Linked DNA regions of Homo sapiens: all the other regions are linked to region 3. A link is a contact called in ENCODE Hi-C or POLR2A ChIA-PET data. All regions are on one chromosome and are shown on one strand. Each heading gives the region's core, a stretch centred on a gene start or an enhancer-like site at or near the end of the contact. The rest is flanking DNA. Distances are from core to core; before and after follow the strand shown. Region 1 holds the start of MED28-DT (MED28 divergent transcript). Region 2 overlaps LDB2 (LIM domain binding 2). Region 3 has its middle 16 kb from the start of SNORA75B.

Region 1 (2,880 bases), core at 352-2,851, 280 kb after region 3:
TATGTATTTATGTGCTTGTCTGTCTCCTTCCAGAGATTTGGGATGATTGCTATAACCTCCAGATCATTAAATAGTGCCTGGGAAGTGGAGCGCTCAGTAAGTGTGCTGGGTAATAACTGTAAAATCAGATATAATGAAAAAAAGTTATTTGGTTTTAAAGAGATAAATAAGAAGGTTGGGCACGGTGGCTCACGCCTGTAATCCTAGCACTTTGGAAGACCGAGGCGGGCGGATTGTCTGAGCTCAGGAGTTCGAGACCAGCCTGGGCAACAAGGTGAAACCCCGGCGCTACTAAAATACAGAAAAACTAGCCGAGCGGCGGGCGCCTGTAGTCCCAGCTACTCGGAAGGCTGAGGCAGGAGAATTGCTTGAACCCAGGAGGCGGAGGTTTCAGTGAGCCGAGATCGCGCCACTGCATTCCAGCCTGGGCGACAGAGCGAGACTCCGTCACCAAAAAAAAAGAGAGAGATAAGCAAATGTTAAAAGCAGGTTACTACAAGATTAGCAGCCTAGTGCCGGGCGCGGTGGCTCACGCCTGTAATCTCAGCACTTTGGGAGGCCGAGTCGGGCGGATCACGAGGTTAGGAGATCGAGACCATCCTGGCTAACACGGTGAAACCCCATCTCTACCAAATATACAAAAAATTAGCTGGGCGTGGTGGCGGGCGCCTGTAGTCCCAGCTACTCGGGATGCTGAGGCAGGAGAATGGCGTGAACCCGGGAGGCGGAGCTTGCAGTGAGCCAAGATCGCGCCACTGCACTCCAGCCTGGGCGACAAAGCGAGACTCTGTCTCAAAAAAAAAAAATTAGCAGCCTGGCGCCTTGGCTCATTACTGTATTCCCAACACTTTGGGAGGCCGCGGCGGTAGAATCACTTGAGCTCAGTAAAACACCTGACTCAACTAAAAAAAAAAAAAAAAAAAAAAAAAAAAGCCCGTCGCGACTGCACGCACCTGTGGTCCTAGCTACTTGGGTGGCTGAAGTAGGGGGATTGTTTGAGCCCGGGAGGTCGAGCCCTGATCATGACACTGCACTCCGGCCAGGGCGACAGAACGAGACCCTGAGAAAAAAGAAAAGAAAGAAAAAAAAAGATTAGCATAGTGACTTTCTCTTTGATGTAACCATAAATATTTAAAGACATCAGTGCCGGGCACATTGGGAACCTCAACAAAGTTGTTTCCGTTATCCATCTCCGACCAGAATTCAGGAAGAACTTTGCCTGTCTTGTTCCCGCTATAACCAATGACTCAACAAATGTTTGTGGAGTGAGTGGGTGACCCTCTCCTTTTACCAACGGTAAACAGCCCGCGGAAAGAAAAAGTGACTTAGCCAAAGTCTCTCCAGGCATTTGGGGCAGAGTCGGGACTAGCATAGTAGTATCCTGACTCTCGCAGGAGGGCTCGCTCCACTGTAGTTATTAATTCTCCTCTCCACACAACCAGGTCTAATCCGGCCAAAGTCTTCAATTCTTAAGCTAAGAAAAAAGGAAAATACATGTAAACTCTGTTTTGCGATAGACAAGAAAACAGAAGAATTAAAAATCCTCCTTCCGGGGTGCACCAGAATCCTCCCATCGCTCGGTCCTGTCACGTGACCACGCCTACTACACCAGCCACGTGAGCTTCTGAGCCGGCTTCCGCGCAGGCGCAGTGGATCTCTCTTGCGCCATTCCAAACATGGCGGCTCCACTAGGGGGTATGTTTTCTGGGCAGCCACCCGGTCCCCCTCAGGCCCCGCCGGGCCTTCCGGGCCAAGCTTCGCTTCTTCAGGCAGCTCCAGGCGCTCCTAGACCTTCCAGCAGTACTTTGGTGGACGAGTTGGAGTCATCTTTCGAGGTAATATAAGACATGGGCGTCTTTGTCCCTAGCCTTCCCTTTTTTCTGAAACGTGAACTGCGCGTACGCGTATCTCCTCCAGGGATCCGAGCAACTAATTCACAAATGGGGAAACTGAGGCTTAAAGTAAGTCACTTGCTTTAGGCTTCCCCGTGGCCCGTATTCAATTCAGGTCTGCTGGCGGGGGCGCGTAAACTCGACGTTTGTGGAAACGTGAACCCGAAGTTTGCCTAAACCCCAAACTTGGAACCCTTCCAGATTCCCAGCCGGTCCTTAGTCTCATCCCCGAGCACCGTTTCTTGCATCCCTGCATGTTTAGTAAGAGGCTCAAGCCTTTTCGGAGCTGAGAGTTTCACTGCTGTATCCTGTATCCTTTCCGCTGGGCTTCACCTTTAAACGATCCTAAAGGGACTCTTAAGAGCGGAAATTGACTTAAGTTACCAGGCGCAGCTTGGTACTAAGAGCTGAGGAAGGAGGAATGCTGGAGGTTAGGGAGGGAGGGAGGCACAGGTGACCCAATCTCTCAGTTTTGCCCAAGGAGTTTACCTTGTAGCAAGAAAGGTGAACTGTATATTGAGGGAAGATAGAGAGGTGAAAATAAGTGCTCTGGTGATTTCCAGTAGTCTTTAAAGTGGAAGATGAGCTATTCCTGTGTAGTAATAAAGTAATGTACGTTCAAATTGGAGTTAACTTTTCCACATTTTAAATCCCAGTTTTGCCGGGCGCGGTGGCTCACGCCTGTAATCCCAGCACTTTGGGAGGCCGAGGCTGGCGGATCATGAGGTCAGGAGTTCGAGACCAGCCTGACCAACATGGTGAAACCCTGACTCTACTAAAAATACAAAAATTAGCCAGGCGTGGTGGCGTGCGCCTGTAATCCCAGGTACTCGAGAGGCTGAGGCAGGAGAATCGCTTGAACCTGGGATGCGGAGGTTGCAGTGAGCGGAGACCGCGCCATTGCACTCCAGCGTGGGTGACAAGAGCTCGACTCCGTCTCAAAAAAGTAAAATAAAATATAAATAAATAAAAATCCCAACTTTGTGAC
Region 2 (2,700 bases), core at 122-2,621, 480 kb before region 3:
CTGTCCCTTGGTAGACCAATAGTTCCTCAAGGATTGGGAATGAATGGAATCTTACGTGCCCTTTTTATTCCTCACTGTCTGTGGCCATCTCTACCACCTCCACTTCTACTACTCACATCCAAGCCACCATCCTTGCTAGTCTGAACTGAAAAAGTCTCCAGACGGATAGCCCTGCTTCCATTCTTGCCTACCTACCATACATGATCTTCATAGCATCCAGGGTGAGCATTACACAAAGTTTAATTCAGATCAAAAGCTCAACTCAGAAGCCTCCTGTGGCTTCCCACTGGACAAAATCACAAGTGTTCACCACAGCCTTCAAAGCCTGGCTTCCTTTAATCCAACCTCCTGTCCCCGGACTGCCCTGGCTCACTCTGCTCCGAGCACAAAGAGGTCTTTGCCATTTCCCATGACACGCTGAGACCCTCCTGCTGCATGGCCTTGGCAGTGGCTCTTCCCTTTGCCTGGATGCTCTTCCTCGAAATGTTGGCAAGCCTCATTCTCTCACTTTATGAAGGTCTCTGCTCAAAGGTACCCTCAGCAGTGAGGCTTTCTCTGACTACCCTGTCTAAACAAGCAAACCTCCCGACCCAACTTCTTTACTCTCTTTTCCCTTACTCAGTGTTAGGCTCTTCATATCACATACCAGAACGCAGTACATCTTGTGTTCATGTTTATTTGTTTACCGTCCCTCCCTCCCTCCCCTCAGCCCAACCTAAAATAATGCCTGGGACTTGGTTGTTCAATAAATATATTGACTGAATGAGCCTCAGTTTCCTCACTTCTAAAATGGCAATAATACTGTCCCTCACAAGATTGATATTAATAATAATTACTGATTATTTGATTATTAAAATACAGCAAGTAATGCCTGCTATATTGCTAAATTCTTTGCCTGCGTTATCTCACACAATTCTAGTAACAACCCAGTGAGATAGATAAGATCATTATTCCCCACTTTACAGATGAGGAAACTGAGGCATAGAAAGGATGAGTCACTTCCCAGGTTCACAGCTGTGCCAATAATACTCAAAGCAAGGAGTTGCTCCTAGAGCTAAGTAGAATAAAGAATGGGCAGGCATGGTGAAAGCATAGAGCGCTTTATAAATGCAAGGAATTCCTGTTTACATTATTGCTCCAAGGAGGGCTTCATGCATGATGCAAGAATTCCCCCTGCAACTAGACGAGCCAGTGGTTGGGCTTCCAGAGAACTGGGTCTCAGTGAGTCACTGTGACTAAGAGGGACCGTTCAGGTGAAAAGAAGACTTTTCCCCCACAACAAACTTTTCTTAAACGCTGCTTGGGAAGGGTGTTTGCTAAGTCCATTTTCTGATCAGATAACAGTTTGACACTAATTCTTCTATTTTCAGCTGGCACCAGACCCGGTCCTCGACTTTATCACCCATCGGTTATCTGTGTCGCCTGAAGGAACTCCGGGTAAGGTACAGGAAAAAGGTGGGGGTATTGTTGGAGCTTCCTGCTGGCCAGTACACTGGCCTATTGTTGGATTTATTTTTTTAAACTATCACATCACAATTATTTCGGCAACATCCTTTTTCCATCCTGGACCTGATACAATATTTATTGAACTATACAAACTGCGTCAATACACAATTCTTTCCGTATCGTTGCCCAAGTTCTTTACGATATCTTTTAAAAAATTAATATCCATTAAAATATTTTGCTAATTGACACATGATCAGCCAACTCTCCATGCTTCAAATTAAGACTTTTTTAAAATAAAGAGTCTTCAGATAGAACTTTGCTCAACTGCTACATTTTTAAAAAACAAATGACAACAAAATGACATTTCTTGAGATTACTAAGTGCCAGGCACTATACTATGCTTCATTTTGTTAAAGCACTACCACCACTCCACAACAGTTAATATTCCCATTTTACAGATAAGGAAACTGAGCTAAGAAACGTGGTATAATCACACTACCAATAAGTCATGAATGCTTACTCTGATCCCTGGGAGTCCTACTCCAGATCTCTGACTACGTTCCAAAAAAAGAAAAAGAAAAATGACTTGTCCTTGAATCATTTTGCTGCTTTAACTTGTGTTCAGCTGAATTCTGTAAGTAGTGAATATACAGAGCTAGGCCCCCATCACCATCAAGGCTGGTGGTATGCCCTGGTGTTTCAATCACGTGCACCTTAATAAGAGCCATTTGACTAGCTATTAAACCGCATTTTGAAAGCCATAACAGTATGGCAATACTGAAGCTGCTACAATACCCCATTTCTGTTTTCCCCTCCTAATTACATCTATTGGATTATAGGAGCAAACCTTCACAACCAAATCAGCATCTTGAGACCTGCTCTTTGCATCCTCATTAGGTGTGCATTACTTTTCCCTACAACTATGCTTTCGGATTCTTTAACTGTGGTGTGACCAGAATCATTGACTCAGAGACTCAGTACAGAGAACTTGTAAAGCTGGGAGGGGCCATCTTTGTTTTATTGTAAATAGGATGCCCAAAGAGGAAGATGACTTTTCAAGGGCCACACAATCACAGTACCAGAGGGGTTACTGAAAAGAAAAAGAAGCAATGTTCATTGACAATCTGCTATGTGCCAGACACATTTCGTAATGAAATAACAGCAGTGATACAGATAATTATAAAAAGTGACATATATTGAACGTTTAAAATTTGTCAGGCACTATGCAAAACGCTTAATGTGAATTTTTTCAAG
Region 3 (2,993 bases), core at 53-2,552:
TTCAGACTTCTGGTCCCCAGAATTGTAAGAGAATAAATTTCTCTTGTTTTCAGCCACCATGTTTGCGGTAATCAGTTACAGCAGCTCTAGGAAACAGAAATAAGGGGATCACTGTGAAGTGCAATATGAACACACATATGATGCCTATATACCTGAGTCAAAGTATTTTCTGTTTATGATTTGGTTTCCTTTTGGAAATCCCCTTAAATGTCTAAACTGCTTCACCACCACCCCTCAAGTAAGTGCCCCCTTCCCAGCCTCACCCCCAAGCGGGGTAAATCACCCAATGTGGTCTAGTCAGCATTCTACTGGCCTAAGCCAGCTCATGCTCTTGACTTGGCTGCCCTGTTTCTCCCACTTTCCCCTTATCTGTTACATCCCACTCCCCAGCGTGGAGTCCAGTTGGATTCCATGACTTTGTGTAGCCTCTGCATCTGTGACACCTGTTCGTTCACTCCCAGTCCTCTCGACCTGCAAGTTCCTCCTTTCTTCCACATCCAACCCCAGGAGCAGCTCTTGCAAGTTCCAGGATGCCCCCACCCCCAATCCTGATCTCACTGCCCTCCCAAGTAGGTCCTCTTAAGAGCCCAACTCCCAGCACAGAGCATCTGTGAGCATGTCATGAGTAAACACATTTTCCTGCACAATCAATACACTGATGATGGTGTTGTTAATTTCGAGCAGTAGTAATTAAAGAAGGAGGACCTTTTCTTGTCTATCTACAACACATTTTCAGGTTTGAAATCACACATGTTATCTTTAACAAACCCATTTCTCCTCAAGACATTTTCTTACTTACTTCATCAGACACTTGAGAGCTATCCGAATAAAAATGAAAATATGCTGGCCTCCAGGAATGGTATCTTTCCTGATACCTAATTAAAGCAAAAGTCAATATCTAGTCCCACCATAACTGATTTGCTAATTGTGCTGAGGTAGGTAATATTCTTACTCTTTAAGTCAACTACCACCCATCTCTACCCTGAAAAAAATTATTAGATTTTTTGCAGTGAAAGCAAACCAAATGAAGGCATTTCACATTCCTGGGACACTGCAGGTATTTTTATTATTAGGAATGTGTCTATGCAAAATAAGAGGCATGCCAATTAGCAACATGATTAGTTTTCTCCATGACGGGGGGAAAGGCACCATTGAGAACTCCATAGTTTATTGTTGTAATTTTGACACAACTCAGTAGTTTTCCAGAAGGTCAGAGGGCCTGAGGCAGATGGTGGGCTTCCTCTGATTCACCACAGTGACGTCCTTCCTGGCCAGGCCCCGAGCCCTGGTTCAGGCCATTTTTATCTTCCCTCCTGCGACTGCCAAAGCCTCACGCCCGGCCAGCCTGCCACTTCCCACAGCCTCTCCGTCCATCCGCCTAGAGATGCAGAGCCACCTCTCACATAGCTGATGATGTCACTGTCATGTTTAAAACTTTCCTCTCACCTTTGCCTTGGGGATAAAATCTGAACCCCGAGACCCATTCTCTCTGAGTCACATCCGCCTCACACGCTCTCTGGCAGCAAGAGACACCTGAACTCAAACCACATCAAAGTAATTTGTGTTTCCAGCTCATTTCACTCAGAGCCAATTTGCAGCATTTCATAAATGAAGGGGTTTTCTTGTTGTTCATTATGCCTATAGCCCTCTGTTTTATTTACTCTTGAACACTTCGGTCACTTTGCCTTTGCATTTTGTTATAATGTAACCTACTTGTTTAATTTGTTTTATTGTTTTTAAAATCCTGAAAAGACTAAACAATAATAAGCCCCTGAAAAGTGTGCAAAAACACACACACACAAAGGTGTACTGATGGTATTGTGGTTATGGGGTAGATTGTCCTTATTCATAGGAGACCTTTGCTGGAATTTTGGGCTGAGGTGTCATCATGTCTGCAGTTTACAAATGTTCAGCTAAAAGAAAAACTGAGTGTGAGAGAGTGAGACAATGTGGAAATTTTTCAAAATAAAAAGTTGGGGGGAATGGGGAAAGTGAATTGAATTTTAAGTAAATTCATCATTCAACAATTTGATCCTACATGAGCCAGCCTTTGGGAAGCAATGACTTTTAGCACCCTTGCCTCCTTATTCCACTCCCTCTGCCTGAATCCCTTGGTAAATCTAAGGCCCCAGTCCAAATACCTCCATGATCTTTCACTTGCTCTTTGCAGGCCAATCTAATCTCTCCCTCCTTTACAGTAATATTCTATCGTCCATACTCTTCATTCCTACAATGTTAATATTGCATTTTGGGTTGCTGTCAGCTTCCCGTGAGCAATTTGAGAGCTCCTAGTGCCTAGGATAGGGCCAGGCATACAAAACGTGTTCAAATATGTCATCCTAGAGGAAATCAGTGAGGAAATGAGTAAAACCATGCCATCTATTTTATACAGAATGACATATATTTTTTTGAAACACAGTCTTACTCTTTTGTCCAGGCTGGAGTGCAGTGGTGCGATCTTGGCTCACTGCAACCTCCACCTCCTGGGTTCAAGTGATTCTCGTGCCTCAGCCTCCCAACTAGCTGGGATTACAGGCGCATGCCACCATGCCTGGCTAATTTTTGTATTTTTAGCAGAGACAGCGTTTTGCCATGTTGGCCAGGTGGTCTCAAACTCCTGACCTCAGGTGATCCTCCTGCCTTGGCCTCCCAAAGTGCTGGAATTACAGGCGTGAGCTACCATGCCCAGCCTTCTTTTATCCACTAGGGTACTTGAGAAAATGAGGCAATATGAATTGAAACTGGGCCCACAAAAGCTCACACTTAGAGAGCCTGAGAATTCAGGGCTCTGCAAGTAAGAGAAATGGGGTGTAGCAACTAAATGAGTTTTTCCAGAGAACTATCCCAGAAAACAGAGACTGGGGAAATGGTCTTTCTTTGGTGGGGGGTGTACTGATGCTGCTAGCTGAGGAAAATGCCTGGCCGCCCCAGCCATGGGACCAGCCTCAGTCTTACTTGTCCAGATGTGCTGGTTTCAGCCTAATCCATCCCAG

The links. A loop is a pair of places that touch in the nucleus more often than their neighbours do. ChIA-PET counts read pairs that join two places held with the same protein, here RNA polymerase II (POLR2A). Pooled maps may share reads with other maps.
Region 1: a loop to region 3 is called in a map of naive thymus-derived CD4-positive, alpha-beta T cell, with 14 times the contacts of the local background. The contact joins the promoter of MED28-DT here to the enhancer-like site in region 3. A Hi-C loop is called at or near these places in 1 of 168 maps with a recorded cell type or tissue (naive thymus-derived CD4-positive, alpha-beta T cell) and 7 of 50 pooled maps. POLR2A ChIA-PET finds 5 or more read pairs at or near these places in 1 of 52 experiments (activated T-cell).
Region 2: a loop to region 3 is called in a map of endothelial cell of umbilical vein, with 5 times the contacts of the local background. The contact joins two enhancer-like sites. A Hi-C loop is called at or near these places in 1 of 168 maps with a recorded cell type or tissue (endothelial cell of umbilical vein). POLR2A ChIA-PET finds 5 or more read pairs at or near these places in 3 of 52 experiments (GM12878, WTC11 and endothelial cell of umbilical vein).

What each region holds. Positions count from the first base shown.
Region 1 is chr4:17,612,979-17,615,858 of GRCh38, forward strand. It overlaps MED28-DT (MED28 divergent transcript), which reads right to left and starts at 1,602. Exons shown (of 3, transcript NR_186331.1): 1 at 1,164-1,602; 2 at 954-1,060. It overlaps MED28 (mediator complex subunit 28), which reads left to right and starts at 1,663. Exons shown (of 4, transcript NM_025205.5): 1 at 1,663-1,835. The coding sequence starts at 1,677. RefSeq lists enhancers at 1,008-2,207, 1,313-1,602, 1,703-1,812.
Region 2 is chr4:16,857,219-16,859,918 of GRCh38, forward strand. The region is part of intron 1 of LDB2 (LIM domain binding 2); the gene reads right to left. Among named protein-coding and RNA genes, the nearest start is that of LDB2, 40 kb to the right of the region's middle. Within about 2 kb of position 1,372, at least 4 of the 41 ENCODE cell types and tissues checked have a DNase peak (open chromatin) inside an H3K27ac peak, as active enhancers do; they include endothelial cell of umbilical vein, where a contact is called at or near this core.
Region 3 is chr4:17,335,334-17,338,326 of GRCh38, forward strand. No RefSeq gene overlaps it. Among named protein-coding and RNA genes, the nearest start is that of SNORA75B, 16 kb to the left of the region's middle. Within about 2 kb of position 1,303, at least 6 of the 41 ENCODE cell types and tissues checked have a DNase peak (open chromatin) inside an H3K27ac peak, as active enhancers do; they include endothelial cell of umbilical vein, where a contact is called at or near this core.